2 separate regions of the Homo sapiens genome follow, and region 1 is linked to region 2. Evidence: read pairs that join two places in POLR2A ChIA-PET (ENCODE). Cell type or tissue: A673. All regions are shown on one strand. Links, peaks and the distances in the headings refer to the core of each region. The heading gives the core; the rest is flanking DNA. Region 1 overlaps EZH2 (enhancer of zeste 2 polycomb repressive complex 2 subunit). Region 2 overlaps LOC124901766 (a long non-coding RNA gene).

Region 1 (16,107 bases), core at 3,521-11,520, 310 kb before region 2:
CAGCACTTTGGGAGGCTGAGGCGGGTGGATCACTTGAGGTTAGGAGTTCGAGACCAGCCTGGCCAACATGGTGAAACCCCATCTCTACCAAAAAATAAAAATTAGCCGGGTGCGTTGATGTGCACCTGTAGTCTCAGCTACTTGGAAGGCTGAGGTGGGAGAATCACTTGAACCCAGGAGGTGGAGGTTGCAGTGAGACAGAATTACGCCACTGCCCTCTAGCCCAGGCAACAGAGTGAGACCCTGTCTCACAAAAGGAATAAATATATATATATATGCATATATGTATATATATATGCATATACGTACATATATATGCATATACGTATATACGTATATGTATATGTATATATACATATATGCATATATATTATATATAATATATAGTGTATACAATATATGTATATACGTATATATATGTATATATGTATATATATGTATATACGTATATATATGTATATACACATATATATGTATATACGTATATATATTTTTCACAGTTTTGGGGGCTGGGAAGTTTAAGATCAAGGTACCTGCATCTCATGAAGGCTTTCTTACTGTGTCCTCTTATAGCAGAAGATAGAAGGGGCAAGCTGGGAATAACTCCCTCAGTCAGACTCTTGTATAAGGGCATTCACAAGGCAGGAACCGTCGTGGTCTAATCACCTCTGAAAGGCCCCATCTCTTAATACTGTTACATGGACAACACCTGAGTTTTTGAGGGACACCTTCAGACCATAGCACAGATACTGACAAGTCTCATCAATTATTAAGTAAATAGTACTTGAAGGGTTTGAAATTTTGTAGTACCCCGGCAGTGTGTTTATATTTGTGATAAATTTTAAGTATAGGAAAATCATGGAAAGACTTACTGCTCATAACTGCCGTACCTCGTTTACCTCTATCTTTCCCTAAACTACTACTGTTCTTAGCAAGATCATGAACTGTGGGGCCGACATAAGCCAGAGGAGTTTCTGAAGAGTCTGCTTCAGTGAGGGGTTCTGTTGATAGCCATAGAATAAAGAAATGGCACTTTGCAGACATTGGTACTTCCTTGAAAGAACTGGCTGTGGCATATACAGAACTCAAAAATTGAAATTACTAGATAATGGTTACTTGGTTTAGATTGCCTGGAAATTATGAGAGGTTCTGTAAATGCTTTGGGATTAGTAGTTTGAACCACCTAGTCCATTTTATGATTCTGTCTTCAGAATATAGAAGGAATTGCATCTTATTTGGGGATTAGGATATAAAGTTAGTGTACAAGGCAAAATAGCATGTAGGCAAAGTTACCCATGCAGAGTTTGTGGGAAGATGCCTTACCACAAACCAGTACCTTCTTTTTAGGTTCAAGACCAGCCCATTTTTCCTCTAGAATGAGAACAGATCATTGCTCTTCTGTTGAGCACAGAGTTGTTGGTTTGTACTTAAGGGCAATCCTGTTAGAATCACTCCTGAGTGGCTAAATATCTTCAGTCTGAGAGACTTGTCCAGCAGGTTATGGGAACAGCAGATTCATGTCACCTGTCTCTTGCTCACTTAGGCAAACGCTTAGTGTCTGGAATGGTGGGTAGAACCCTTGTATTTACTACCAAAATTGAGCTTTCTCTGACATTTTTGCTCAATGTATGTTAGATTTGTGTAAGTTAAATTAGATGTTGGCTTATGCGTGGTATAAGATTTAAAATAGACTTCTTAGCAAAAAGAACACCTGGTATCAGATTGACTTACCCCTTCATTTTGTTTGCTTTTATTCAGTGAAGTGTTGAAATAACAGGTATCTCATGTCTCATCTTTGAATTATAATGAATTTTGTATCATAGCTTTAGTTTCTGGTACTTTTTTTTTTTTTTTTTTGAGACAAGTCTCGCTCTGTCACCCAGGCTGAAGAGCAGTGGCGCGATCTCAGCTTAACGCATCCTCTGCCTCCTAGGTTCAAGCGATTCTCCTGCCTCAGACTCCCAAATAGCTGAGATCACAGGCACCTGCCACCATACCCGGCTAATTTTTGTATTTTTAGTAGAGATGGGGTTTTACCGTGTTGGCCAGGCTGATCTCCAACTCCTGACCTCAGGTGATTCGCCCGCCTTGGCCTCCCAAAGTGCTAGGATTACAGGCGTGAGCCACTTGGCCCCAGCCTCTGATACCTATTTTTTTCCGTTTTTCCTCCAACAGTGTTTCTGTAAACTGAGTATATACTCGATGAAATGAGAAGATTTAACTTATAAAATCGATTTAGTATAGTTTTCAAGAAAAACTTAAACTTTTTTTTTCTTTTTTTCCTTTTTTTTTTTTTTTTGAGACAGTCTCACTGTGATTGCCCAGGCTGGAGTGCAGTGGCACAATCTTGGCTCACTGCAGCCTTGGCCTCCTGGGCTCAGGTGATTGGTTCTCCCACCTCAGCCTCCAGAGTATCTTGGACTATAGGCACATGCCATCACGCCTGGCTAATTTGTATTTTTAGTAGAGACAGGGTTTCACCATATTGTCCAGGCTGGTCTCAAACTCCTGGACTCAGGCAATCTGCCTGCCTTAGCCTCCCAAAGTGCTGGGATTACAGGTGTGAGCCATGGCCCCCAGCTGAAAACTTTAACCTTTAGATGTCAATTCAGTTAGTGAGTCTGTTTTATCTGTTGTTCAAGCAAATTCTTTAAAACACTTAAAATAGTTCAGTTCTTCAGTTGGTTGAAATTTATATGGCCATTTCTTTTCTAAGCAGTACTCTCAGATAAACACCAGAATGCTGGTCTATGGACTTCAGTTTGAAATCAATAGTTTACTGTCTTGCTGGAAGGAGGAAAGTGATCTTACTGTTGTGGAAAATATATCACTGCAGAATCTACTCACTTTTGCTGCAACGGTCAAGTTAATGTTTTCTATCATTCAGCTAAGATTGCTAAATTAGTATAACTTTCCTTTGCCTTTGAACTTTTTAGCACTACAGAAACCAGGACTACAAATATGTTCTTTACTTTTTTCTGTTATTTTCCCCTATCATGAGACTTCTTGAAGGCGAATGCTGTTCATTATGCTTTCTCATCTGTACTTTCATGTACATGTAATCCACTGTAGTGAAGGCACTAAAACCTGTTGTATTTTCCACATTTCGATAGATCTCTCACAGGATTTAACACTTTTGGAATGCTCAGTAAATTATTATTGACTGCTTGATAATACCTCTTTGTTCCTGCCTTTCCCCAAGTCCTTCAACAGAAGTTTCTTCTAGCACTTTGCAGGTCAGTTGAGTGGACTATTTGAGTCCCTCACAGTAATGAGCTTGTGTGTTTTTGTCATTCTTTTTTCTTTTTTTGAAAAAACAATAGAGTCATTTAAGGAAGCAAAAAGGTCCCTGGGTCAAGATTTTTATTTTATCTTTTATGGTGGTAGGGTGAGGTGTGAGTATTTAGGGAGATGGTTGGTAGGATGGCGTTGTCTTAGGGTTGCAGGAGGATCAGAAGGGTGACTGTAACTACTGATGATATCTTACAGTGGTGAAGGAGAAGATAAGTGAAAACAGAGGCAATTTGTTTAAACGAATTTTAGTAGATATTAGTCTCTTAATTTGGCACTGACATATGACAGATTATTTCATTTAAATTCTGTAGTTTGACAGGTATAATAAAGTACCCTTCATTAAATATTCTTCACATATACTCTTGTTTGCCTTTTTCTAGTTGCAAGAGTGGTGATTTCTATGTTTCATTATAAATTTTAGAAATATATAATTTGAATATATTGTCTGTTCTAGGTTCTCTGTGAGTCAAGAAAAGGCAGGGTATTATGACTTCGGATTCGTATGATGTCTGGATATATTTAAGGGGAGCAGTTCTCAAAGTGTGGCCTGGGATTATGGGATCAAAACTATTTTTTCTTTCTTTCTTTCTTTTTTTTTTTTTTTTGAGACAGGGTCTCACTCTGTCATCCAGGCTGGAGTGCAGTGGCGACATCTTGGCCCACTGCAACCTCTGCCTCCCAGGTTCAAGTGATTCTTGTGTCTCAACCTCCCAGAAACTATTTTCATAATAATACTGAGTTGTTCCTTGCTTTTTTTTAAAAAAACAAAACAAAACAAAAACAAACAAAAAAACCATGTTGGACATTTGTACCCACGGTGCAAAAGCAATGAATAAACACTGTTGGCACCTTAGCACTTGCAGTTAAAAAAGCCAGTTTTGTTTGAGAATGTCCTTGATGAAGTACTAAAAATGATTAATTTTATTAAATCTTGATCCTTGCGTGCATGCAGTTGTAACATTCTGTGCAACAAGATGGGAATGTGTGTAAAGTGCTTCTGCTGCATATTGAGGTATGTTGGGTTTTGAGCAAAAGCACTTACGTGATTAAGTTGTGAGCTCCACTAGCCACTTTTTTCATGGAAATTTCATTTTTACTTAAAAGAGGGTCTGACAAACCATGATTATTCAGACTTAGGTATTTGGCAGACTTTTTTTAAATCAATGAAGTGAGACTGTCACTTCAAGGAAAACAACTGACCATATTTGTTGGCAGAGAGAACATTTGGGCTTTCAAGCAAAAATTAAAATTTTTGGAAAACTTTTGTCTGTTACTGTGAGCATGACAGCTTCCCAGTACTTAAAGACTTTCTGATGAGATTAATGGGTTTAACAACATGATTTTTTGAAATATGCCAACTTCTGGAAAATCTGCGTAACTCAGTGGACCAGTACTTTTTAGATGAGGAATGATGATTTATAACATTGTGCCTGAGTTAAAGATTCATTTAAAGTGAATAGACTAATGAATGTTAATGTGGCAGAGTAGGAAAAGTTCACTGATACAATTTCGGATTCCATGTTGCATCTAATCTTGTAAGAAAGAAATTACCACTGCTAACTGAAGTATGGTGGTTATTTTGAGGAAAAGCACCTGTGAGATTGAGTTGTGAACTGAACTAGCCACTTTTTAATAGAACTGTTTTGGTGTAATATCAAAGCACGAGATCCACAATGACCTCAGAAGGCTATTCAAACACTCTCCCTTTTCTAAGCTAAGTATGTTTGAGACTGGATTTTCTTCATATACTTGAACCAAAACAACATATTGGAACAGATTGAATGCAGAAACAGTTACGAGAATCCGTTTCCTATTAGACAGATATTAAAGAAATTGGCAAAAATGTAAAGCACCACTTACTAATTAATTTTTTTTTTTTTTTTTTAAATAAAAGAAGGCTATGTTGCTCAGGCTGGTCTGAAACTCCTGGGCTCAAGTGGTCCTCCTGCCTCAGCCCCGCAAAGTGCTAGGATTATAGGCATGAGCAACCACGCTTGCCCTCACTCACTAATTTTTTTTAAAGGAAAATAAGTTTCTTTTTAAAAATGTGTTATTTATATTAGGTACAGTTGGCCCTCCATATTTTCAGGTTCAGCTTCTGTGCATTCAACAACTGCAGATCAAAAATACTTGTGGAAAAAAGCCAATAAAATAATAGAACAGGGCGGGCGCTGTGGCTCATGCCTGTAATCCCAGCACTTTGGGAGGCCAATCCGGGTGGATCACCTGAGGTCAGGAGTTCGAGACCAGCCTGGCCAACATGGTGAAACCCTGTCTCTACTAAAAATACAAAAATTAGCTGGGCATGGTAGTGTGTGCCTGTAATCCCAGCTACTCAGGAGGCTGAGACAGGAGAATCGCTTGAACCCTGGAGGCGGAGGTTGCAGTGAGCCAAGATTGCGCCACTGCACTCCAGCCTGGGTGACAGAGTGAGACTCTGTCTCCAAAAAAAAAAAAAAAGATACAAATAATACAGTATAACAAGGATTTATATAACATTTTACATTGTATTAGATGATCATAAGTAATCTAGAGCCAGATGATTTAAAGTATAAAGGAGAATGTGCATAGGTTATATGCAAATACTGTGCCATTTTATATAAGAGATGAGCATCTGTGGATTTTGGTATCCATGAAGTTCCTGGAACCAATACCCCCTAGACCCCCATGGATACTGAGGGCTTGCTATAACAGTTTTTAATAAAAATAAAAAACAGGCCAGGTGTAGTGGCTCACACCTGTAATCCCAGCACTTTGGGAGGCCAAGGTGAGGTGATTGTTTGAGCCCAGGAATTCAAGACCAGCCTGGGCAACATGGCGAAACCCTGTCTCTGCTAAAAATAGAAAACAATAGCCAGACATGGTAGTGTGCACATGTGGTCCCAGCTACCTGGGAAGTTGAGATGAGAGGATCACCTAAGCCCAGGAGGGCGAGGCTGTAGTGAGCCGTGATTGCGCCAGTGCACTTCAGCCAGGGCCAGAGTGAGACCTTGTCTCAAAAAAATAAAATAAAATAAAAGTAAATTGTAAAAAACTCTTTAGTTTTTCATTTCTATTATGTTAAATGTTAATAGCTATAACACATATAAACTAAACAGGTCATGAGACCAAAATGCTGAAGAATGGTGTTAATGGTGTTCTTACTTACTTTGAATTACCGTTTTTATTTTTCTATGCTAGCTAATTACTATGTGAATAATTAACCTCAATGAAGTTCTGTATTCTCTGTTGTAGCAGTGGCTGATTTAGGGCTCAGTTGTCTTTTGACCTGTTCTTCCTTCTCATATGATTGCATCTCGATTTTTAATTTTAGACTTAGTTTTTAATTCTAAAATTAAAAATCTTTTTTTTTTTTTCTTCTATGCCCACTGCTGTCAACCCAGTCAGGGCCCTTATCACTTTATTCTTGAATTACTTCAGTTCTCCATTTTTTTTCTCATGTGGTGTTTTTCAAACTTGAGTGTTGATTGGAATCCCAGGGTTAATTCAACTTTAATTTTATGAATATGATTTCATATAAGTTCCTTATGATAAAACCAGAGCAGATTTACAAATTAAATATAGACCATCAAATTAGCTGTACATATTTAAGGATGAGATTTTGTTAAAACCAAATAGTCAATGTTAGAGCTTATAGAATGGCATAGCCTCAGGATCAGCTTTATAATCAGTTTTTTTAAATTTGGCTTGATAATACTAACAGAGAATGGCTATTTGCATAAATATGTTTTATAAAATGGTGTTAACTTTTAGTCTTTGTTCAGGATAATGAGACCTACTAGTTAACCAGAACGGGGCCAGCAAGCAACTCTTGAATGCTAGTTTTAATGCCTGATCAAAATTCTGTAAAGCTGTGTTGATCACTGAGGCGTTGCGGATATACTGAGCCTGCATTAAGTGGATATTTAATCTAATTATTTCTGGAATCTTTACCAGAAAACATGCTCTTACATAGTTTGCTCCTGGGTTTGCTGTTGGTGAACTGCCGTTGGTTGGTGGGATCTCTGTGTCCCATGGGCTTTGCCACACAGCTGGGGCTCTGAGTACTTCAGCTCACATTCCTTTGTTTGCCACCCTTGCCTTAACTCACTTACCTGTATTGTTTTTTCTCCCATAGCACTCAACATCATCTTACATGTAAACATTTTACTTTGTTGTTGTTGTTGTTGTTGTTGTTGTTGTTTTTGAGACAGAGTCTTGCTCTGTTGCCCAGGCTGGTGCAGTGGCACATCTTGGCTCACTGAAATCCCTGCTTCCTGGGCTCAAGTGATTCTCATGCCTCAGCCTCCTTAGTAGCCGGGACTACAGGTGTGTGCCACCACTCCTGGCTAATTTTTGTATTTTTAGTAGAGACGGGGTTTCACCGTCTTGGCCAGGCTGGTCTTGAACTCCTGGCCTCAGGTCATCCACCTGCTTCAGCCTCCCAAAGTGCTGGGATCACAGGCATGAGCTACTGCACCTGACACTTTGTTTTTAACTGTTTCTGTCCAACTAGATTTTAAGCTGTATAAGGGCACAGATTTTTAATTGTTAATTGCTAAGTCTTCAGTTTCTATTGTAGTCTCTGGCTTGTATTAGATGCTCAATAAATATTTGTTGACTTAATGAATGCATATTAACCCTTCTTTTCTTTATTCAACTGCAAACTCAAATACTCTTTTCTGAGTTGTGTGCTCTCACTGTGGGTAAAGACCAGTTTTTCTCTTCATTTTAAACACAACTAAACTGGCCCTGAATTGTATAGAATCCTTTTGATTTGTTGTTTGATCAGTACAAGTTCAGTCAGTGGCACAGTTACTTCCCTTGATTCAGATTCTGTAGAAGCCTAAAAGTGCATTATCTCTTCAAGTAGACATGTCATCATATAGGCTGCTATGGAGATCTTTTTTTTTCCTTTTAAATTGTTTGTGTAACAGTTTCTGTTTTAAAACAGTGGAATTACCAGCCTGGACACTATAGTGAGACACTTTCTCTACAAAAAATAAATTAAAAAAAATTAGCTGGGTGTGGTGGAGTACACCTGTAGTCCCCAGCTACTCGAGAGGCTGAGGCAGAAAGATTGCCTGAGCCCAGGAATTTGAGGCTTCAGTGAGTTGGGATTGCATCACTGCACTCCAGCCTGGACGACAGAGTGAGACCTTGTCCCTTCCAAAAAAATTGAAAAAGTAGAATTATATTTGGGAGTTTTTTTCCTCAAATTCCTTTGAAGTTAAGATTTATAAAAGTATGGGAGGCCAAGCTGGGATTATCATTTGGGCCCAGATGTTCCAGGCTGCAGTGAGCTACGGTCGGGCCACGGAACTCCAGCCTGGGGAACAGAGTGAGCCCTGCCTCAAAATAATAATAAAAATAATAATAATAGTACAAGCTCTCTTAATTACTACCTGTTTTTTTTTTGAGACAGAGTCTTGCTCTGTCACCCAGGCTGGAGTGCAGTGGCGCTATCTAGGCTCATTGCAAGCTCTGCCTCCCGGGTTCACGCCATTCTCCTGCCTCAGCCTCCCGAGTAGCTGGGACTACAGGTGCCCGCCACCACGCCTGGCTAATTTTTTGTATTTTTAGTAGAGATGGGGTTTCACCTTGTTAGCAAGAATGGTCTCGATCTCCTGACCTCGTGATCTGCCTGCCTTGGCCTCCCAAAGTGCTGGGATTATAGGCGTGAGCCACTGCGCCTGGCCACTACCTGTTTTTTTTTTTAATCCTATGTTTTTAAATAATTCTAATCATCTATTCATATTTTTTGTTTCTCCTATTTAACATTTTATGTAACATTTTTAGATTTTAAAATTTGTTTCTGTTATCACTTCTAAAAGTGAATGTTATTTTTAAAAATGAATGCCTTTACATTGGGTTGTTATGTAACCTAATTTGCTTTAACAAATAACTTTATTTTGGAGTAATTTTATTTTTAATTATTTATTTATTTATTTATTTATTTGGGACGGAGTCTCGCTCTGTCGCCCAGGCTGGAATGCAGAGGTGCGATCTCTGCTCACTGCAGCCTCCACCTCCTGGGTTCAAGCAATTCTCCTGCCTTAGCCTCCCAAGTAGCTGGGATTACAGGTGCTCGCCATCATGCCCAGCTAATTTTTGTATTTTTAGTAGAGACTGGGTTTCACCATATTGGCCAGGCTGCTCTTGAACTCCTGACTTACGTGATCCGCCTGCCTCAGCCTCCCAAAGTGCTGGGATTAACAAGCATGAGCCACTGCACCTGGCCTATTTTGGAATACTTTTGGATTTATATAGCCATGGTATATTTGTTAAAACTAAGAAATCAGTATCAGTATGTTGTCATTAACTAAACTCAAGACTTTATTTGGATTTTGCCAGTTATTCCACTAATGTCTTTCTTTGGTTGGTTGGTTGGTTGGTTTCAGGATCCAATCCAAGATACCACAGTTCATTTAGTTATCATGTCTCCTAAGTTTTTCTGATCTGTGGTTGTTCTCAGCATTTCCTTATTTTTCATGACCTCTTAATCGTTTTAAAGTGTATTGGTCAGATGTTTTGTAAGAATGTCCTTTGATTTCGGCTTATCGGATGTTTTCTTATGATTAGGCTGAAGTTATGGGTTGAGGTCTGGGGGAAGGATACCACAGAGGTGAAATCCCCATCTCATTTCATCACATCGGGGAGTACATAATGACAGCAGTACTTACCATTGCTCATGTTAATGGTTATGGTTTTTTTTCACAGAAACATTACTGTTTCCCTTTCCAGACTCTTCTTTGGAAGTGAATCATTGAATCTAGCTCACGCTCAGGGGGAAGGAAATTGAATTCTCCCTCCCAGAATGGGGACATACACTCATGTATCAGTTGGAATTCTTGTCAGGAGAGTTGTTCCTTCTCCTCCAGTTGTTTATTTAATCACTTATTTATATCATAGACTCATGAATAATTATTTTATTCTGTTATAATACTGTTATGATTTACTCTGCTGCTCAAATTATTCCAGCTTTGGCCACTGAGAGTTTCTTCTGTTTGCTTCCAGTCTCGGACCTATCCGTCTCCTTTCATCTTTGGAGCATTTCCCTTCTTCTACTGGCTTGCCTTGTAGTTTCCCTGTCCCAACCCTAGAATCAGCTGTTTCTGCAGACCCTGCTTCCTTGTATTTATTGGAAGGTGGTATTTAGAAACAAAAGTCTTGGGTGCAGGGTATGCTTATTTTATTGCTCCTGGGGTGTCACTGCTTCCAGGCCCTCTGTTGGACAGACCCTGGAAATGCAGGTATTTCAGCTAACCTGCATGTGCATACATACCTACGTTTCTGTATCTATCCGCATATATTTTAAAATACACGTGAGTTCATATTGATATATCTGACTAATTCATCACCACCTCTTGCTTATTTGTAACTTCTTTCTGTGACATTGAGAAACTTGGCACACATTATCTACATTTTATTTACTTATTTGTTTAACCCTAGTGTACATGTAGAGTATTTTCAGAATTACAGACTGGTACCCTTATGAGAAACAAATTTACCAGCTAGAGTACAGAGTAGATTGTCCAAAGTTCTGTAGATTAGCTCCCCCCGACCTCCTGCTCCTTCCATGAGATTATCTCATAAAATTATAATACTGTTAGACTTGCTGTATAGTTTGCATTCTATCCTGAGATCCCCTGACATCCTGTTTTGTTTTTATTTGCATACAGTTTACCATTTAAAAAAAGTCTTTATATTGAGTTGTTAACTTTTTAATATAAATGTTGTAATTCCTGATATTACTCATCTGCCATTTATGTAGTTGATAGTCACTACTTTTTTTTTTTTTTTTTTTTTTTTGAGATGGAGTCTTGCTCTGTCGCCTAGGCTGGAGTGCAGTGACGTGTTCTCAGCTCACTGCAACCTCCGCCTCCTAGGTTCAAGCGATTCTCCTGCCTCAGCCTCCTGAGTAGCTGGGATTACAGGCGTGCATCACCACGCCCGGATAATTTTTGTATTTTTAGTAGAGACGGGGTTTCACCATGTTGGGCAGGCTGGTCTTGAACTCTTGACCTCATGATCCACCTGCCTCGGTCTCCCAAAGTGCTGGGATTACAGGCGGGAGCCACAGCGCCCACCTGATAGCCACTACTTTTTTAATGCTGATATAGTGCTTACCATCTGTCAGGCACTGTCTATGCACCGTAAATAAATTTACTTCTCACAATGACTCTGAGGTGGAGGCTCTTGAATTAGCCTTTTTTCATGAGGAGAGTGAGGCACAAAGATGTGCAGTAACTTGGCCAACTTCACACCCAGCTGCTAAGTGGGAGAACTTGGATCTGAACCCAGGGAATGAGCTTTGGAGTCCAAACTCTTGCTTTTTGTTTAATGCTGTGTATAGGACTTAGAATTAATACAACTAACTCTTCTCTTATTAGTTTAGTTTATTACTTGGAATTTGGTGTGAAATAGAGAGTGCTGCTACCCCAATTCTTTGCCCCATGTGTGTAACAGGCATTATTAATCATGACAGCACTCTCTCTGCTGAGCTAGAACATGGCCTGGCCTAAGGCCAATAATCCTTATGGACACAACCCTCAAAGTGGTTGTATGAGATGAACTCTCCTTGCCATCTCTGATCTTGTCTGTTTTGAATCCTGATTCTAGTGCCCAGTGCATGGCACTGCGTGCCTGCTTCTCCTGGATTCCTCTCTCATGGTCTTCCTTTTTACAGGGACAGGTTTTCTATATTCCCCCTCAGGCATAGGATCTGTTTCTCTTAAGTAATTAATTTTTATCACTTACCAATAATTTAACATCTATATGTCTAAGTTCTCTTTATATTGTTTTTCTTATCCTTACCTACAAAATCTCATTTACCATTGATTTAAATTTCAGTATATTGAAACAATGGATTGTAACATTAAAAATAAATGAAATTGCCAAATGATACTAACAGCTGCCTTCAAAGCATTTAAACATACAAACAGGCACTATTGAAGACTGGAGAGTTATCAAAATTGGCAATTTTTTGGCAGTCTTGCTGTGAAGTAAACATTTTTAAAAGGAAGGACATTGAGAATATTGTAATCATATTACTTACATCTTGTTGGGTTTGGATTTGACCTTACATAGCCTGGTATTCAGTTAAGAGTCAAAGTTGCTGCTATTAATTTAGTTGAGAAGGATAAATAGTACATGTAGTTTATTGTTTTCTTTAGAGAAATAGAAACAGAAACATTTATTTGGCCAGACCAAATAGGTGGTCATTCCCTTGATTTAGCAAATCCTTGAGGTAGAATTTTTTTTTTTTTTTTTTGAGACGGAGTCTCACTGTGTCGCCCAGGCTGGAATGCAGTGGCACGATCTCGGCTCACTGCAAGCTCTGCCTCCCGGGTTCACGCCATTCTCCTGCCTCAGCATCCCGAGTAGCTGGGACTACAGGTGCCCGCCACCACGCCTGGCTAATTTTTTGTATTTTTAGTAGAGACGGGGTTTCACTGTGTTAGTCTCGATCTCCTGACCTCATGATCTGCCCATCTTGGCCTCCCAAAGTGCTGGGATTATTGGCGTGAGCCACCGCGCCTCCCGGTAGAATTTTTAAAGAAGCAATAAGGGCTCTGACAATACCTATGGGACTTTTTTCAAATTATTCAGTTATTGGCAGCTGGGTAAAGAGGGACAGGAATGTCTGATTTAGGTAAATACCTCTCACAAGTGGAGTAGGGGCGTATCTGGTAGAGAACAGTGCTGATTCCTTGGACTTGTGTGGCCTGGCCACCTGAGAGGTAGGTAGGAAGGTGTGTCTTGGCCATGTCCTGGGGCCTCTGTAAACCTGAGAGGATGGAGGAAGCTCTACTTTTTCTGACGATGCTGTTGGTGATAATGAAGTAGGCTATGAGAGCCCATCTTCCATTAATTCAGATGTTCCTATACAGTTGGCCCTCTGTAAATGGGATTCTACATTTGTAGATTCAGCCAACTGTGGGTAAAAATACTTGAAAAGAAACAAAAGTGTGTGTACTGAACATGTACATACTTTTTTCTTGCCATTATTCCCTAAACATAATAGTTTAACAACTATTTATGTAATATTTACATTGTATTAGGTATTTAGTAATCTAGAGATGGTTTTAAAGCAGGGGTCCCTAGTCCCCAGGCCGTGGACTGGTACCCGTCTGTGGCCCGTTAGGAACTGGGCTGTACAGCAGGAGGTGAGCTCCGCCTCCTGTCAGATTGGCAGCAGCATTAGATTCTCACGGAAGCGTGAACCCTATTGTAAGCTGCACACGTGAGGGATCTAGGTTGCACACTCCTTAAAAGAATCTTTTTTTTTTGGAGACGGAGTCTCGTCTCACTGTGTTGCCTAGGCTGGAGTGCAGTGGCATGATCCTGGCTCACCTCAACCTCTGCCTCCCAGGTTCAAGTGATTCTCCTGCCTCAGCTTCCTGAGTAGCTGGGATTACAGGCACCTGCCTCCACACCCAGCTAATTTTTGTATTTTTAGTAGAAACAGGGTTTTACCATGTTGGCCAGACTGGTCTCGAATTCCTGACCTCAAGTGATCTGCCTGCCTTGGCCTCCCAAAGTGCTGGGATATGAGCCACCATGCCTGGCCATCCTTATGAGAATCTAACTAATGCCTGATGATCTGAGGTGGAACAGTTTCATCCTGAAACCATGTACCCTCTCCCCTCTTTGTGGAAAAACTGTCTTCCACAAAACCAGTCCCTGGTGCAAAAAAGTTGGAGACTGCTGGTTTAAAGTATATGGGAGAATGTGTATACGTTATGTAATAGTGTACCATTTTATATCAGGGACTTGAGTCTTCGTGGATTTTGGTATCTGTTGGGGGTCCTGGAACTAATCCTCCGTGGATATGGAGGAACAACTGTATATATGGTCTCAGTAATAAATACGTATCTGAGATACCCTCTGTATTAAGAAAAAAAAGATGGGAATTTCTTGGCTCATATAACTGAATAGTTCCGAAATTTGGGAAGGTCTGCCTGACTTAGGGCTTAGGTCATGAGACTACAGTTCTTTCTTGGCTTTGACTTTTGTTTTTTGTAGTTGTTGACTCTGTTCTTTGAGGCTCTTCTCCAAGATGGCTTCCAACAAGTCCTTGGGCAAACATTTTTCCAGGTTTAGACCTAAGGGGAGAAGAGTGAGCATTCTTGTCCTAGCATTGCAGGAAACCTGAGATTTTCACTGTGACTGCACTGATTGTGGCCGTGTATCTAACCCTGTACTGGTCACTATGTCTAGGGAGATGTACCTTGGTCAGGCCAGGGTCACAAGCAGCTTGAGTCAGCTTCCTCCAGTGTACTTGGTAGTTCTCAGAGAAGAGTTGGTGTGAAGTTCCCAAGAGAAGGGTGAATTGACCCTGGGTGGCAAAAACAACATAGCATCTACTCTAGTGGGATAAAGTAAGATGGTAAGGCATGGTGTTCAGGGTATTTCTGAGTTTGGTTTGATTCACAAAATAGATTGTGAACACTGTAATTGCCCTTAATTTTAGTTAACCTATGTAAATGTAAATCTGTGAGGTGTCACTACATTCTGCTAAAGCTTTGATGGGCTCCTGCCATATTCTGGTTTGGCTTTTGTATTAAAGAGCCATTGTTGTTTTGGTTTCACTGTATACAGGTAGACTTTTGTTTTAATGAATAGAGGTATAATCTGTTTTGAACAGGAAAAGCTGCTTTTGTATTCTGGATAAAGTTCATACTAGTGGGATTTCACCTATGAAACTAAACAAATCTTTGAAAAATTTAAAAACCATATGTATTTACACAGTGTCCATTCAGTAGAAGTCGTTTAAATAAAGGCTTCTGCCAATATATGAATATTTAGAGCTGTATTTTATTATTTTACTTTTTTTGAGACAGGGTCTCGCTCTGTCACCTAGGCTGGAGTGCAGTGGTGTGAAGACAGTTCACTGCAGTCTCCACCTCACAGGCTCAAGAGATCCTCCCACCTCAGCTTCCTGAGTAGTTGGGACCACAGGTGTGCGCCACTACACCTGGCTTGCTTGCTTGCTTATTTATTGATTTGAGATGGGAGTCTCACTATATTGCCTAGGCTGGTCTTGAACTCCTGGGCTCAATCCTCCAACCTTGGCCTCCCAAAATGCTGGGTTTACAGGCTTGAACCACTGTACGTGGCCTTGAATCTGTGTTTTAATACTATGCTTACTTGGCTGTGGTGTTGTGAAAAGATCACTGAAAATGGAGTCAGAGGCCTGATTTGAGCCAGTCGTTTGTTGTGGGGGAAGGAGGTCAGGGGAGCTAACATCTAAAGGCTCACTATATGCCAGGCACAGAACCAAGTGTGTTTGCATGTATATTTCGTTTTTGTTGCCAGACTTTGAGGTAGGTTTTATGGATAAGGTCTTTAAGGCAATATCAGCTTCCTTTTAAAAAAGAAATTCCGGAAACTGAGTTTTAGGCTGAAGATCTCTAACTGGTAGTAGGGACAACTGAACCACAGGGTCCTAACTGACCCTGCGATTTATCTCCTTTTGCGGGGGGTTTCTTGATAATAGGGTGCACTTTACCTCATTTTTTGGCTCAAGCATGGATAGGCCACCCTTCCTTTTCATACCTATAGCTAAGCTTTACAAATGATATGCTGATAAGATACAAGCTACTCGTTATTCATGTGGGTTAATAGACCTGTTTGTTTGCTTGTTTTTAAGTCTATAGCCGCCCCACCCCCAATCTACAATTTCACCTTCTAAGGTTTTAGTTACTCATTCAAACTGCAGTCTGAAAATGTTACGATATTTTGAGAGAGAGAAGACTCTAGCTACGTAACTTTTGTAACAATATATTGTTATAATTGTTCATTTTACCATTAGTTATTGCTGTCAGTCTC
Region 2 (16,107 bases), core at 4,371-12,370:
ACAATAGGATCAAAACCTCAGATATCAATATTAACCTAGAATGTAAATGGTCTAAACGCCCCAGTTAAAAGGCATCAAGTGGCAAGTTGGATAAAAAACAAGACCATCCATCTGCTGTTTTCTTTTTCTTTTTTTTTTTTTTTTCCTAGATGGAGTCTTGCTCTGTTGCCCAGGCTGGAGTGCAGTGGCAAGAACTCGGCTCACTGCAACCTCCGCCTCCTGAGCTCAAGCAATTCTCCTACCTCAGCTTCCCGAGTAGCTGGGATTACAGGTGTGCACCACCATGCCTGGTTAATTTTTGTATTTTTAGTAGAGATGGGGTTTCACCATGTTGGCCAGGCTGCTTTCGAACTGGCTGGTCTCAAACTCCTGACTTCATGATCCGCCCACCTTGGCCTCCCAAAGTGCTGGGATTACAGGTGTGAGCCAACACACCCGGCCACCATCTGCTGTTTTCAACAGACTCATCTCACATGTAATGACACCCATAGGCTCCAAGTAAAGGATTGGAGAAAGGTCTACCATGCAAATGGAAAGCAAAAAAGAACAGGGGTTGCTATTCTTATATCAGATAAAACAGACTTTAAACCAACAACAGTAAAAAAGGACAAACAGAAGGTCATTACATAATGATGAAGCATTCAATTCAACAAGAAGACTTAGCTATCCTAAATATATATGCACCCAACATTGTTGTACCCAGATTCATAAAACAACTACTTCTAAACCTATGAAAAGACGTAGCCACACAATATTAGTGGGGGGGCTTCAACACCTCTCTGACAGTGTTAGAAAGATCATTGAGGGCTGGGCACAGTGGCTCACAGCTGTAATCCCAGCACTTTGGGAGGCCGAGGCGGGCGGATCACGAGGTCAGGAGATCAAGACCATTCTAGCTAACACAGTGAAACTCTGTCTCTACTAAAAATACAAAAATTAGCCGGGCGTGGTGGCAGGCACTTGTAGTCCCAGCTACTCGGGAGGCTGAAGCAGGAGAATGGCGTGAACCCAGGAGGCAGAACTTGCAGTGAGCGGAGATCTTGCCACTGCACTCTAGCCTGGGTGACAGAGCGAGACTCCGTCTTAAAAAAAAAAAAAAAAAGATCATTGAGGCAGAAAACTAACAAAGAAATTCTAGACTTATTAAATTTTACACTTGACCAATTGTACCTAATAGACATCTACAGAATACTTCACTCATAAACCACAGGATACATATTCTTCTCATCTGGGCACAGAATGTACTGCAAGATTGACCACACACTTGGCCATAAAGCAAGTCTAATCAATTCAAAAAAACTGAAACCATACCAATTGTACACTTGAACCACAGAGGAATAAAAATAGTTATCAATACCAAGAAGATTTCTCAAAAGCAGAATTACATGGAAATTAAACAACTTGCTAATATTTGACTTTTGGGTAAAAACAAAATTAAGGCAGAAATCAAAAAGTTATTTGAAATAAATGAAAACAGAGACACAGCATACCAAAATCTCTGGAATGCAGCAAAAGCAGTGTTAAGACGAAAGTTTATAGTGCTAAACGCCTACCTCAAAAAGTTAGCAATATCTCAAATTAATAACCTAACATCACACCAGAGGAGCTGGAAAGGTAAGAACAAACTAACCCCAAAGCTGGCAGAAGAAAAGAAATAACTAAAATCAGAGCACCACTGAATGAAATTGAGACCCCCCAAAATCCATCCAAAGAATCCATGAAACCAAAAATTGGTGTTTTGAAAGGATAAGCAAGATTGACAGACTGTTAGCCAAAGAATAAAAAAGAGAGAAGATCCAAATAAGTACAATTGGAAATGACAAAGGTGACATTACAACTGATCCCACAGAAATGTAAAAGATCCTCGGAGACTATTATGAACACCTCTGTGATCACAAAGTAGAAAATCTAGAGGCAATGGATTAATTCCCGCAAACATACAACCTTCTTCCCAGTTTCAGGAAGAAATTGAAACCCTGAACAAAATATTGAGTTCTGAAACTGAAGCAGTAATAAAAAAAAACCAAAGGAAAAAAAAAAAGCCCCAGACCACTTAGATTCACAGCCCAATTCCACCAGACATACAAAGAAAAGCTAGTTCCAATTCTACTGAAACTATTCCAAAAAAATTGAGGAGGAGGGACTCCTCCTTAACTCATTCTACAAAGCCAGCATCACCCTGATACCAAAACCTGGCAAAGACACAACAAAAAAAAGAAAGCTACAGGCCAATGTCCCTGATGAACATACATGGAAAAATCCTCAACAAAATACTGTAAACTGAATCCAACAACACATCAAAAAGTTAATTTATGCTGCTTAATGTCTTTAACTGGTGGGTGATTAAGGGTGGAAGTGGTCCGGATATTCTAAAATTTGCTAATTATTAGGAGAGAAATGACAGAAGGCACAGTAAGAGTTGCCTTTATGTTCTCTTATTCTGAAAATATATATCAAAGTCTCCCTGTGTGCTAGGCACTGTGGTAGGACTTCAAGTATGTTCTTCATTCACAGTAAAAACAACTTCCTGAAAAAAAGAGTTAATTCATTATGATCAAGTACGCTTCATTTCTGGGATGGAAGTTGGGTTCAACATAACGTAAATCAAGAAATGTGATTCACCACATAAACAAAATTGAAAATGAAAAATCCATGTGATCATCTCAATAGATGCACAAGAAGCTTTTGATAAAGTCCAACATCCCTTCATGATGGAAACCCTCAAGAAACTAGGTATTGAAGGAATATGCCTCAAAATAATAAGAGCTATCTATGACAAACCCACTGTCAGCATCATACTAAATGGGCAAAAACTGGAAGCATTTCCCTTGAGAACTGAAACAAATCAAGGATGCCCAGTCTCACCACTCCTATTCAACACAATACTGGAAGTGCTAGCCAGAGCAATCAGGCAAGAGAAAGAAGTAAAAAGCACCCAAATAGAAAGAAAGGCAAACTATCTCTCTTGGTAGATGATATGATCCTATACCTAGAAAACCCTAAAGACAGTACCAAAAGGCCCCTGGAACTGATAAACGACTTCAGCAAAGTTTCAGGATATAAAATCAATATACAAAAACTTGTCCCTTTTCTATACACCAATAACATTTAAGCTGAGAGCCAAATCAAGAACACAATCCCATTTACAATGGCCACAAAAAATAAAATACTTAGCAATACATCTAACCAAGGAGGTGGAAGATCTCTACAAGGAGAACTACAAAGCACTGCTAAAAGAAATCATAGATGACACAAACAAATAGAAAAACATCCATCCTCATGGATTAGAAGAATTAATATTGTTAAAATGGCCATAAGTGCCCAAAGCAGTTTACAAATTCAACACTATTCATATCAAACTACCGATGTCATTTTTCCACAAAACTCAAAGAAAACTAGTCTAAAATTAATATGGAACCAAAAAAGAGGCTGAATGGCCAAAGCAATCCTAAGCAAAAAGAACAAAGCCGGAGCTATCACATTACCCAGCTTTGTACTGAAAGGCTATAGTAACGAAAACAGAATGATACTGGTACAAAAACAGACACATACACCAATGGAACAGAATAGAGAACCTAGAAATAAAGTTGCACACCTACAGCCATCTGATCTTTGGCAGGTACAAAGACAAAAGATGGGGAGAGTACTCCCGGTTGAATAAATGGTGCTGGGGTAGCTGGCTATCCATGTACAGAAGATTCAGACTACACCCCTACTTTTCACTATATACAAAAATTAACTCAAGATGGATTAAAAATTTAAATGTAAGACCTCAAACTATAGGAATCCTAGAAGAAAACCTGGGAAACACCATTCTGGACATCAGCCTTGGGAAAGAATTTATAGCTGTGTCCTCAAAAGCAATTGCAACAAAGACAAAAATTGACAAGTGAGATATAATTAAACTAAACAGGTTCTGCAGAGCAAAAAAACTATCAACAGAGTAAATAGACAGCCTACAGAATGGGAGAAAATGTTTGCAAACTACATATCCCACAAAGGCCTAATATCCAGAATCTGTGAGTAACCTAAACAATTGAACAAGCAAAAAACAAAACCACATCAAAAAATGGGCAAAGAACTTGAATAGACACTTCTTAAGAGAAGACATACAAGCAGCCAGCAAACATGAAAAAACACTCCATATCACAAATCATCAGAGAAATGCAAATCAAAACCACAGTGAGATCCACTTCACACCAATCAGAATGGCTATGATTAAAAAGTCAAAAAACAACAGATGCTGATGAGGCTGTGGAGAAAAGGGAACACATAGACACTGTTGGTGGGAATGTAAATTAGTTCAGCCACTGTGAAAAGTAATTTGGAGATTTCTCAAAAACTTAAAACAGAACTACCATTTGATCCAGCAATCCCATTACTGGTTATATATCCAAAAGAAAACAAATCATTCTACCAAAGAGACACATGTACTGGTATGTTTGTTGCAGCACTATTCACAATAGCAAAGACATGAAACCAACCTAAGTGCCCATGAAAAAGGATGAAATCATGTCCTTTGCAGCAATATGGGTGCAGCTGGAGGCCATTATCCTAAGTTAATTCAAGAAGGAACAGAAAACCAAATACTATGTGTTTTCACTTATAAGTGGGAGCTAAACATTGGGTATGCAGGGACATAAAGATGGCAACAATAGAAACTGGGGACTACTGGAGGGGAATGGGAGTGAGTGGGGCAAGGGTTGAAAAAACTAACTCTTGGGTACTGTGCTCAGTACCTGGGTGACAGGATCACTCATACCCCAAACCTCAGCATCATGCAATATACCCAGGTGACAAACCTGCACATGTACTGGCTGAATCTAAAATAAAAGTTGGGACAAAAAAAATCACTTGCTATATGTAAAAAAAAAAAAAAAAAAAAAAAAAAAAAAAAGGTACTGAAAATAGGAAATGTAAAATAGGATTAGAAGGAGCAAGATCCTAGTAAATAACAAATCAATATATTTGTTAAAAAATATGAATGTGATAATTATGCCTATGAAAGGCAAAAAATCTCAGATAAATAAAAAATAAATTAACCATGTGACATTTAGAAATAATACTCTTAATGAAGATGACATAGGAAGACTGAAAATAAGGAGGAGAAAAATAATGAAAATATTACCAAAATGAAAAGCCACACAGATATATTGATATCAGATATAATTCAAAGCAAAAAGGGACAAGAAGGAATATTTCATACTGATGAGAGAGGCAATCTAACAAGAAGATATAACAATCATAAACATTTATGTACTCAATAACATAGCTTCAAAGTACAGAAAGGAAAAACTGATGGAACTACCAGGGGAAACTGACAAAGCCAATGAGAATATTTAACAGTGCTCTCAGAAACTGATAAATCATGCAAGCCAAACATCAGTGAGTATATAGAGAATTTAAGTAATACAGATAACAAGCCTGGTCAAATAAGATTCTCTGTACCCAGCAAACAGAGAATACACATTCTTATCAAATACAACAAAGTAGTTACAGATATTGACCACGTATTAGGCCACAAAAATAGTCATCAAATTCCAAAAATTGATATCATATAGCCCGTATGGCCTGAACTCAGGAGGGAAGGCTGAGTACATGGGTACAGCTGTAATAAAAGTAGTTTGCAGGTGTTGTATTTTTTAAATTTTAAAAATCTATTTTATATTTTATTTTAAATTGACTTACAGTAAAATTCACTGTTTGTGACGTGCAGTTGTGTAGGTTTTGACAGTGATGTACCCACCATCACAGTCATGCTACAGAACAATTCCATCACTCCAAAAACTCTATCATGCTATCCCTTTGATGTCATCCTGTTCCCCAACTCCAATCCCTGGTAACCATTGATCTAAGCGCCTATCTAATAGTTTTGCCTTTTCCAGGATATCATATCAAGAAAATCATAAAATATGTGGCCTTTTAGATCTGACTTTTTTAACTAAATGCATTTGAGATTGCCTGTTGTTGCAAGAATAATCTGTTCTTTGTATTGCTGAGTAGCATTTTATGAAATAGATGTACCATAGTTTTGTTTATGAAAGACATCTTGGTTGCTTCCAGTTTTTAGTGATCATGGATAAAACGAATACAAACATTTACCTATAGGTTCTCGTGTTAACATACATTTCCATTTCTCTTAGGATACTTCAGAGTGGGATTGTTGAGTCATATAGTAAGTGTATGCTTAACTTTATAAAAAAACTATACAAAACCAGACTGATATCCAGGTGTGGTACCATTTTGCATTCTCACTGGTAATGTATGATTTCCAGTTGTTCTGCATCCTCGTCAGCACTAGCTGTCATTTATTTCCATAGCCATTCTAGTAGGTGTGTAGTGATATCTCGTGATTTTAATTTGCATTTCCCTGATGATTATACTGAATATCTTTTCATTTGCTTATTTGCCATTCATATATTTCCATGGTGAAGAGTACATTCAGGTTTTTTGCCCATTAAAAAAAAATAAACTTTAGGTGTTCTCTTATTGTTGAGTTCTGAGAGAGCTCTTTTTTGGGGTACAAGTCCTCTGCTAGAAATGGATGTTTTACTCTGATGGCTGCAATTTTCTCAGAGCAGTATGAAGCAAGAGTGAGGATGAGGTGGGAAGTGTAGGAAGTTTAAGGAGTAAGAAAAAAATATAAAATAGCCTTCTGAGGCAGAAGGGAAGTGAACAGATTAGGGATGCACGCTATGATTGCCTGGTGGCATTAGGGCCCTCTTGAGCCTTGTGTTGGTATAGTTAAGCTGGGACCAGTCACCATGGGCATTTTTTTTTTCCAGCCATGATTAGTTGCATGAGTGGAGGGATGAAATAGGTAGAGGAATGGTTTTATCTAGGGCTTTAGTTTTGCCAAGTACGTATAAGAAAACAGAAGTGGAGGAAGGGAGTTGAAAGGACATGAAAGGAATAAATTACGGTGACTGACCATAGAATCTAAGTGGAGTCAGAATGGAAGAGAACAAGGATGAGGGACAGTGAAAAGGGGTTAGGATCAATAGACTGGAGGTTCCAGCATAGCCAAAGGATTGTGGGGGTTGGGCACAAGAGGGAGGGAAACGGGGAGGCAGAAGACAGTTGTCTGAGGGAAAATGCTTGCTGTCCAGGAAATGTCAAGGTTGCAGTTCCCAGTAATGACTGGGGCATGGTCATAGATATGAGTGTGCCTGAGTTGGGTGGGAAATTCCAATGGGAAAAAAAAATCTCAGAAAGAAGACAGCTCAAGAAACCGTGAGGCCAGAGTCACTGTAGTAGTGAAGAGAGTGGCAGTGAGCCAAGAGCTAAGTTAAGGGGAGTGACCTCGAGGTCAGTAGGTGACAGTGGCAATAGATGAAGTGATGATATGAAAGTCAAAACTTTTTTTTTTTTTTTTGAGATGGAGTTTCACTCTTGTTGCCCAGGCTGGAGTGCAATGGCACGATCTCGGCTCACTGCAACCTCCACCTCCTGGGTTCAAGCGATTCTCCTGTCTCAGCCTCCCGAATAGCTGGGATTACAGGCATGTGCTACCATGCCTGGCTAATTTTGTATTTTTAGTAGAGACAGGGTTTCTCCATGTTGGTCAGGCTGGTCTCGAACTCCCGAACTCAGGTGATCTGCCCACCTTGGCCTCCCAAAGTGCTGGGATTACAGGCGTGAGCCACCGTGCCCAGCCAAAACTTTTTTTTTTTTTTTTTTTAATGGAAGAGGAAGAGAGAATGATTTAGAAGCTGCTATGAAAAGGAGGAAAGCAGCTACCCTACCTCTAGGAGCACTGAATGGATGTGAGAAGAAGCTGAGCTTGGATCAAGTGATGTGGTCAGGAGAGGAAGGGAAGCTACTAGGACCTCAGAAAGTTGGCCTGGGATTGGAATCCTGGAGGGGAAAGGGTTGGCTTCTGGCTACAGAGGGACATACAGAGAGGTGTTTTTTGAAGGGCTCCATGGATTTATCTGGAACTGTGCTGCTCAACGCAGCAGCCACTAGCCACATGTGGCTAACTTAAATTTAAACTCATTAAAATAAAAAGTAAATAAGTAAAAGTAAAATTCAGTTCCCCCGTCATAGTAGCCACAGTACAATGCTCAGTAGCCATAGTAGTGGTTCGTGGCTCTTGTACTGGACGGTGCAGATGTAGAATATTTCCATCATTGCCAAACATTCCGATAGCCACAGTGACATTAGGGCCATGGGCTCTGAGAGTGGCCGCACCATGTCTTCTCTCATCCCTGGACCTTTCTGTGGAAATATGAAAGCAACCACAGTGCTCAGCCATGCTGTCAGGAATTAAGAGAAGGGAATGTATTGAGTTTAGGAAGAAATGAAAAGGGAAGGGCAGCGGCTCCTCCCTTGGCGGTGGCCGCCATCTTGGAGCTGCGGGAAGGGAGCTGTGGTCAAAGCGAACCGGCTGAGAAGGAAGCTGAAGAGATGGAGTGGAGGTCAGATTTCTGAGCCTCCTGGAGGCTGCACCTTCAGATGATCAGATATGTGGCAGGAGTGGGAAAGGGACACAGAAAGAAGGAGGATCCGTTTCTCTAATCCAGTGAGTGGGTATTAAACTGTGGCATCATTTTATGCCCAAAGCTGGTAAGGCCTGAGTGTGCTGGTAACATAGATAGAAAAGTCATTTGTATTCATTTCTGTAGAATGTATTTATCTTTGGCTGCTCCCTAGGTGCATTCTTCTTAAGGGGTCATGTGGGTATTGTGTGTGGTAAATAATCAGTGCTGCTTGAACATTTATGCCTCTTCCTCTCTGTCTTGTGTGTGAAGGGCCACATCTGACACACTGACCTCAGGGATAAGTCGCTGCCATGTGATTTTAACCCCCATATACGAAATTTGACAATGTAGAGGCATAGAATAGAATCATGCTTAGTTTTTGAGAGCGTGTAATCATTGAAGCATAACATTATTTACTTTCACCCCCCCCCAAAGGAAACCTCTCTGAAAATTAAATGACTAGTTTTACGTTTTTAAAGTGTATATAATTGGTAAAATGGTCTCATTTCTTGCTTCCCCCAATTCAAAAGGGACAAAGTGATATGTTCGTAAGTAAATAATTTTTTCTTTTTTTTTTTAGTGATGATCTGGAGACTTTAATATGGGATTTATGATGGCTAAAGAGCATTACCTACCCAAGAGGAACCTTTAATCCAGGGAGGAAGTTATGAGTTTTTGGTTCATTTTGTGGTCAACCTCATTCCTTCTAGTTTTGTCTATGGCCTAGGCGAGAGAAAATAATTGGAAATGCTATGATGAAAATAATAGAACGATTCCTCTTGTTGCTATGGTGACAAGAATAAATTGAATCCATTGCTCTGAAAAATTGCCCGAAAGTGTACTTTAGCATTCCACGGTGGGTTTATTTGTTGAGAATTTTAATCTGTCAGCTTCCATCAAAATGGTGCAGCACTCAGAGAAATATTTCCCATCTATACTTTTAGCTGGTTTTTGTTATTTGTTTTATTTTTTAAAATGTTATAGATTTGGGGGTACTTGCGCAGGTTTGCTGCATGGGTATATTACATAATGGTGAGGGTTAGGCTTCTAGTCTACCCATCAGCCAATTATTGTAAAAGAAAGCAACCGTCATTATATTGAAAATTTAAATAATTTTCTAAAAGCATCTTGCCAGGTACAAATCTAAAAGCAGATTATAGTTTTATGTCCACCATCATGGAAAATGTCATTGTCAGCACCAGCCGAGCTTTGGATGATTTTTCAGGTCATTGACGATCATTAGTATGATACGGGACTCCAAAGATCTGGTTGAGAAACCAAAGGATGTGGATTCCCAATCTCATTCAGTGTAAAACAGTCATATAGGCTTACAAGAAGAAATAAGCCCTAGTGCCTCGGTTTTTCTGTTTAATTTTTGATAATGAGCATTTTAATAATAGTGATAGTTAGCATGTACCAGATGCACCAAGCATTTTGTGGATGTTGTCCATGCTCTTGACAGCAACTCTTAACATGTAAGTATTATCATCTATAGTTTGCAGATAGAAGAAACTGAAACTCAGAGAGGTAAAGCAACTTGATCAAGGTCACACAGCAAAGTGGAGAGCTGGGATTTAAGCCCGGCTGCATCTTGGCTCTAGACTCCGTGCCTCCCGATGGTGCTGGTTGCTCCTAACTTGCAGTAACACTATTGGCTTCAAAATATCTGAGCATCTATCCTGAGCAGTATATGCAAAAGAGTTAACGCTGGCCTGAAAGGCCTTTGCCAGGGTTGGGAGGGAAGCGTGTATCTAGCACTCTGTTTGTTTATTTTTTTTCTGAGCCAGGGTCTCCCTCTGTTGCCCAGGCTGGAGTGCAGTGGCATAATCTCTGCTCACTGCAATCTCCACCTCCCTGGTTCAAGCAATTCTCCTGCCTCAGCCTCCCAAGTAGCCGGGACTACAGGTGTGCACCACCATGACTGGCTAACTTTTTTGTATTTTTAGTAGAGGTGGGGTTTCGTCGTGTTGGCCAGGCTGGTCTTGAACTCTTGACCTCAAGTGATCCACCCACCTCAGCCTCCCAAAGTCCTGGGATTACAGGCATGAGCCACTGCGTCTGGCTGCACTCTGGTTTTGATCATTTATTTTGCTGTCTTTAGGATTTTGTTTTCTCATTTTAAAAACAGTTGATCTTCTGTGAAGAAAAACTTTTGGTTAAGAACCAAGAACCTGTTTCTACCTTGTGTTTCTAAGAAGTACCCTTCCCGTGGTGTCTTCCCAAGCAGCCAGGAGACAGGTGGCTCTTCTGTTGCCTTCTGAAGTCAAACCCCTGAATGAACGCAGAGAATCTCTGAGTACCCACAAATCCTGATTCAAAATCCTGATTCATATGCACCTAATGTGATCCTGAGGCCTGATTCATATGGCATGAATACTCTGTGTGTGTATTGCTGAATATGGTTAAACCTTCCTCTCCTTCCTCCCCTTATTTCTCCAGGGAACTGACTTCTTCCTCCTCATGGTCCACTTGAAATTCCAGGAAAAGGAACAGATGTGCAAGGAATTGCAGCCTGGAGAAACATAGTGTATTTGGAGACTTGCATGTAAATGGATAAGTAGGTGTAGGAGGAGAAGCTGGGTCACATTTTCCTAAATTTTATTCCACAAAACACTAGTTCTGTGAGACGCTCTATGGAAATTGGTCCCATGATCAGTACATTTGGGGCATGCTGCATGTTGTATTCCCTGTTGTCTTATATTGGATTTCCTAAAAATAGACTCTGAGGTGGAGACTTATGTGCAGAAGGTCTCTTGGCGAATGCTCCAGGGAGGCGTGCGTGTAAGGAAGTGAGACAGACCCACCTCAGGCCCCTGGGACTTCCACTGGCCAGACGCCCTGTGCCTACTTGTGTCATGGGATACAGGGCCCATCTCTTCCCATCTCCACACTCTGACCACACGCTAGTAGCTTGAAATCAGCCATGGTGCAACTATTGGCATCACAAAAATGGACAAATGCTTCAAACTGGGGCCTGACTTATTGTTTTGTTGATTGCCAGGCTTAAAAAGTGATGGAAAGGATGCTAATAATGCATATTAAACCAAAAAAGTGCGTCATGTCTGTAGCTGTGACATTGTGAATAGCACAAGCATTGAGGTTACATGCTTCTGATATTTGAAAACCCTTATTGGATTCAACAAAGAATTCACTCATGTCATTGTCTATCAGGTGAAGCTCTGATGCACATTTTTTGCTTTCACTTTTGCCTTATTCATTAATATAAACAGAATGTCAATCAACCTTCATGTTGTGTCTACGCTCAATCATCCCTGATGACCCTACGCTGACTACAGATGCAGAATTCAGCAAAAACCAATGAAAGCATTCGGTGAGAATCAATGGCTATATGGAGCTTACAATAAACCGTATTGTGTATTTTATTATTACGTATACGTTGTGTGTTACATATCTGTTATATCAGCACAATTTATAGTAAAATCATGTAGTTGGTGAACATTTACCAGCATATCACTGGGGCTGGTGGAGTTTGGGTGGGAGCATCTGAGATTGCCGTTGGAGAATGCTGCAGCCAAAGTCTACTGGCAAAGACATCCCGTGCCTCTCAGGACTGGCAGTAGCCCACTGTAGACATGGCCTCAGTGTACACATAGACACGTTTCGGAACATGGGGCCCTGGGTCACTCATGCTCCCTGTAGTTGGAATTCTACCAGGCACATTCCATGGCCTCCACACTGATACCTGATGTGGTTGGAGCTGAGGTCTCAGACTATCCTCCAGAGAGCGTTAGGGCTGGGATGGCCTTTCAGAGTGGTCCCAAATTGAGGCAAGAGGGCCAGGCCTTTAGATCACCAGTCACTTATACCCAAGGCACATCCTTGGTTAAGACAGTGCTCTGTGGCTGAGGACAAATCCCAGTGAGAGCCAGAGCTCTAGGTGGTGGCCTGTGAATGGTCAGTGGCCAATATTCCCAGAAGCTGGAGGATAGGTTTGTCTACCCTGAAGAGGAAAGTTGGCTGGAGCACTGCAGTGTTTATTAGACTCTCTTGGAAATTCATAATGTTTATTAGCATTTAAAAGGTTCTGAAGAATCCTGCACTTAACTTTGTCCTGCTAGCACTTGCTCAATTTATTTCACCAAGAAACCATTTTGTGTGTCTGTGTCTGTAACATCCCTTTGAATTAGTATTCTACAGAACACATTCGGGAGAAGCTGGGCCAGAGAGAAAGGCAAGGTCAGATCGTAAAGGGCCGAGCCTGCCTGGCTGGGCAGTTTTGATTTTATGCTGCGGGCACTGGGGAGCTGTTCTGATTTGACTTGCATTTTGGGGAAAGCACTTTGGAAGTGTGTGTAGGATTGATTGGTATGGGAGAGATGGAGGAGCAAGTGTATTTAAGAGGCTGCCACATCTTCCAAGGGAGAGATGATATGGGCCTGGATTTGGATGGCAGAGAGAAGAGGCAAATCAGAGGAATGTTTAAGAGAGAGAATCAATAGTGTTTAGTGATAGGTTATTTTCCCATTACCCTGTAATGTAGCTCAGTGTTATTTACATCTTCTCATTTCCAAACGGGTTTCCTTCCCTTCCCTTCCCTTCCCTTCCCTTCCCCTTCCTTCCTTCCTTCCCCTTCCTTCCTTCCTTCCTTTCCTTCCTTCCTTCCTTCCTTCCTTCCTTCCTTCCTTCCTTCCCTTCCTTCCCTTCCCTCCCTTCCTTCCTTTCCTTCCTTTCTTTCCTTTCGTTTCCTTCCTTTCCTTCCTTCCTTTTCCTTTAATTATCTTCTCCTTCTATTACATATGTATCCCTGAAATGGTGTATTTAACAACTTCACCTACAGAATAGCTTTTGTATACTCATCTTTCCAGGCTCCAGTTGGTTTGCATCCATTCATCCTCTTGTGTTCTGGGATGAAAAAAATGGGGATGAACTGGGCAGTATCCTGTGACCATTTCACAGTTGTTGTTTTGGAATGTAGTGTTCCGACGGCTTTTCCAATGTGTCCGAAATTGCTTTAAGTCTGTAGTACAATAAGTAGGAAATGAGGGGGATGCAAACATAATCTCACGCATTTAACACAGGATTGATTTGTTCCTGTACACCTCAGTTTTTATTACTATTGGAAGAATATGATTTCTTTTTAAGAAGCTGATCTCTTTTTATCAGCTCTAGAGGAAGGAGGGTTAACTTAGTTTCTAGACACTGTCTACCCTTCTTTCTCACTTCGTGTTATTTTATTGGCAAATGTATCTCTATTTAGGTTATTTTAAAACATGGAATCAACTCTGATGCTCTTTTTCTTTATACTTTTCCCAGGAAAAGAAGTTTAAATCAATAACTGAAATAAGTTTTCATGGTACCCAGAGATTTCACTTCCTGATAGCCTGCCTCATGTGAATTAACGTGTACAATGGAAGGTAGTTCTAGTGGAGATAATGAATTCCTCTCCAGAAAGGGAGCTTTCCCTCTTTTGGGGTACTGAGGGCACTCACGGAAAATAAAGGACCAGGGTTTTTTCTTCACCTCTAGAATTTTAATTATTTTAATTTAATTTATTTATTTATTTTGAGACAGAGTTTTGCTCTTGTCACCCAGGCTGGAGTGCAATGGCGCGATCTCACCTCACTGCGACCTCTGCCTCCCAGATTCAAGTGATTCTCCTGCCTTAGCCTCCCCCAGTAGCTGGGATAACAGGCGTGTGCCACCACACCCAGCTAATTTTTGTATTTTTAGTAGAGACAGGGTTTCACCATGTTGGCTAGGCTGTCCTTGAACTGCTGACCTCAGGTGATCCACCTACCTCGGCCTTGCAAGGTGCTGGGATTATAGGTGCGAGCCACCATGCCCGGCCACGGTAAATTTAAAAATTCAGTAGAATTTTAAAATAGTTGGACCAGAGAGGAAGCATGTTTTCAAACATGCCAAGGGAATCCATTTTGGATTTTTAATTTGGGGAATTTTCTCAGATCTGGAAAAGTTATTGTAAATCAAGGTTGAAGTAAAGTTGGTTTACATATTTTACGTATTTGCCTTTTGGAAAACACAATTTAGGACTTTAGGTCCATGTCTTTGTTTTCATACTGACAAAGAGGCTGTTTCTGAGACCTCAGTCCCCCACACATTGCAGGGGTATTGCTGGGCTCTCTTTCTCTGCGTTGTGAAAGGCCTCTTCAGGGAGCATGGAGAGCTGTGTTCTGCCTCCCTGCGCATTAGATGAGCGCCTAGAGGGTGCTGGCAGTGAGCTGCTGCGGAGCCTGACATGGGTTGCCTTTCTCCAGGCACAGCAGGCAGACTCCAAGCTATTTCTTACCCTGGCTGGGCCTTGAAAAAGCCCAGCCAGCCGCTGAAAAACTGAGCTGAGACATCGCTAGAGAGGCTGTGCGTGAGCAGCCAAAGGCTATTTGCTGAGCAGAAGCTTCTGGACGCTGACCAGCTGGACGTTGACCACACAGAACAGGAGTGGTCATTAGGCTCCTCAGCCTCCCTGGACCAATCAGCTCTGATGACAAGCGGGCAGGAGGCAGCTTGTGGGAACTGAGAACTGCTGAGATGATGCTGAGAACTGCTGAAGAAGAAGGGACAATAGAAACCCTTGCCCATGATTGTGTCTCCAGAGAGCATCCCAGACGCTGTCTGGAGCCCCAGAATTCTAGGTTTGGTTACCAGCACCATGGATGCAGTGGTCACAGGACTTCTATTCATCTGTATTGCCCCAGTAGGAAAACTAAGCTTGGCCCTGGCTGCACCCTGCAACCTCAGCACTCAGGAATCTGCTGCTCTGAGCTGAGTCACCAGACTTGGTACTCGAGACGTGAATCCTTTTGGGACAGGATTCCTAAATAGGGATCTTCTTTTAGGAGTTCCAGAACAGTTATTTGTAACACATAGAATGGACAAAAGATTAGAATCCAGAATACGTAAAAAAGATTCTTACCAATCTTTAAGAAAAAAATTTTTTTAAATAAATGAAAAAATCAATCACTAAAAAAAAGACATTTAAAAATAGGCAAAAGACATGAATGAACATTTCACAGAAGAAAAAACATAAATGGCCAATAAGTTTATGAAAAAATGTTCCACCTCATTAGCAAGTGGGAAAATATAAATTTTAAAGCCACTGGCCTGGTGAGATGACTCACGCCTCTGATCCCAGCGCTTTGGGAGGCCGAGGTGGGAGGATCGCTTGAGGCCCGGAAATGAAGGTTGCAGTGAGCTATGGACACACCACTGCACTCCAGCCTGGGTGGCAGAGCAAGACCCTGTCTCAAACAATAAAATAAAACCCACTAAGGGATATCAATTTACACTCAATTGGCAAAAAATAAAGTAAAATAATATAAAGTGTTGCTGAGGCTGTGAAGCAGAGGCCTCTCCCACAATGCTGTTAGGAGCATGAATAGGCACAACTGCATCAGAAGACAATTTTGCATCAATTAACAAAGTTGAATCTTCTAGCACCTCTGCAATTACACTGAGGAACATATTACAAGGACTATAATTGGCAGGAGTATGTATAGTATCCTTAGTTATAAGAGTAAAAATATAAAACAATGCAATATGTTCATTAACAGTGGTGGATAGGTACATTTTGGCGTATTCATACGGCAGAATACTATGCGCAGTGAAAATGGAGAAAGTATAGTTCCAAGAATCAATACTGGTGAAT

What was found. Peaks named below come from ENCODE experiments on the same cell type or tissue, not always from the same donor. Only the 100,000 strongest peaks of a DNase experiment are listed, where the experiment ranks them.
Region 1: POLR2A ChIA-PET joins it to region 2 with 10 read pairs; 4 of 35 experiments call an interaction of 5 or more read pairs at or near these places.

The regions. Positions count from the first base shown.
Region 1 is chr7:148,850,876-148,866,982 of GRCh38, reverse strand. All of the region lies in intron 1 of EZH2 (enhancer of zeste 2 polycomb repressive complex 2 subunit), which reads left to right. Among named protein-coding and RNA genes, the nearest start is that of EZH2, 25 kb to the left of the region's middle. RefSeq lists a silencer at 2,592-2,886. In A673, for the core only: CTCF peaks have their summits at 10,303 and 10,503; a DNase peak (open chromatin) is centred at 7,262.
Region 2 is chr7:148,539,296-148,555,402 of GRCh38, reverse strand. LOC124901766 (a long non-coding RNA gene) reads left to right here. Exons shown (of 3, transcript XR_007060577.1): 3 at 10,923-11,842. Among named protein-coding and RNA genes, the nearest start is that of C7orf33, 43 kb to the left of the region's middle. RefSeq lists a silencer at 15,079-15,279. In A673, for the core only: no CTCF peak of the experiment used is centred there; no DNase peak of the experiment used is centred there.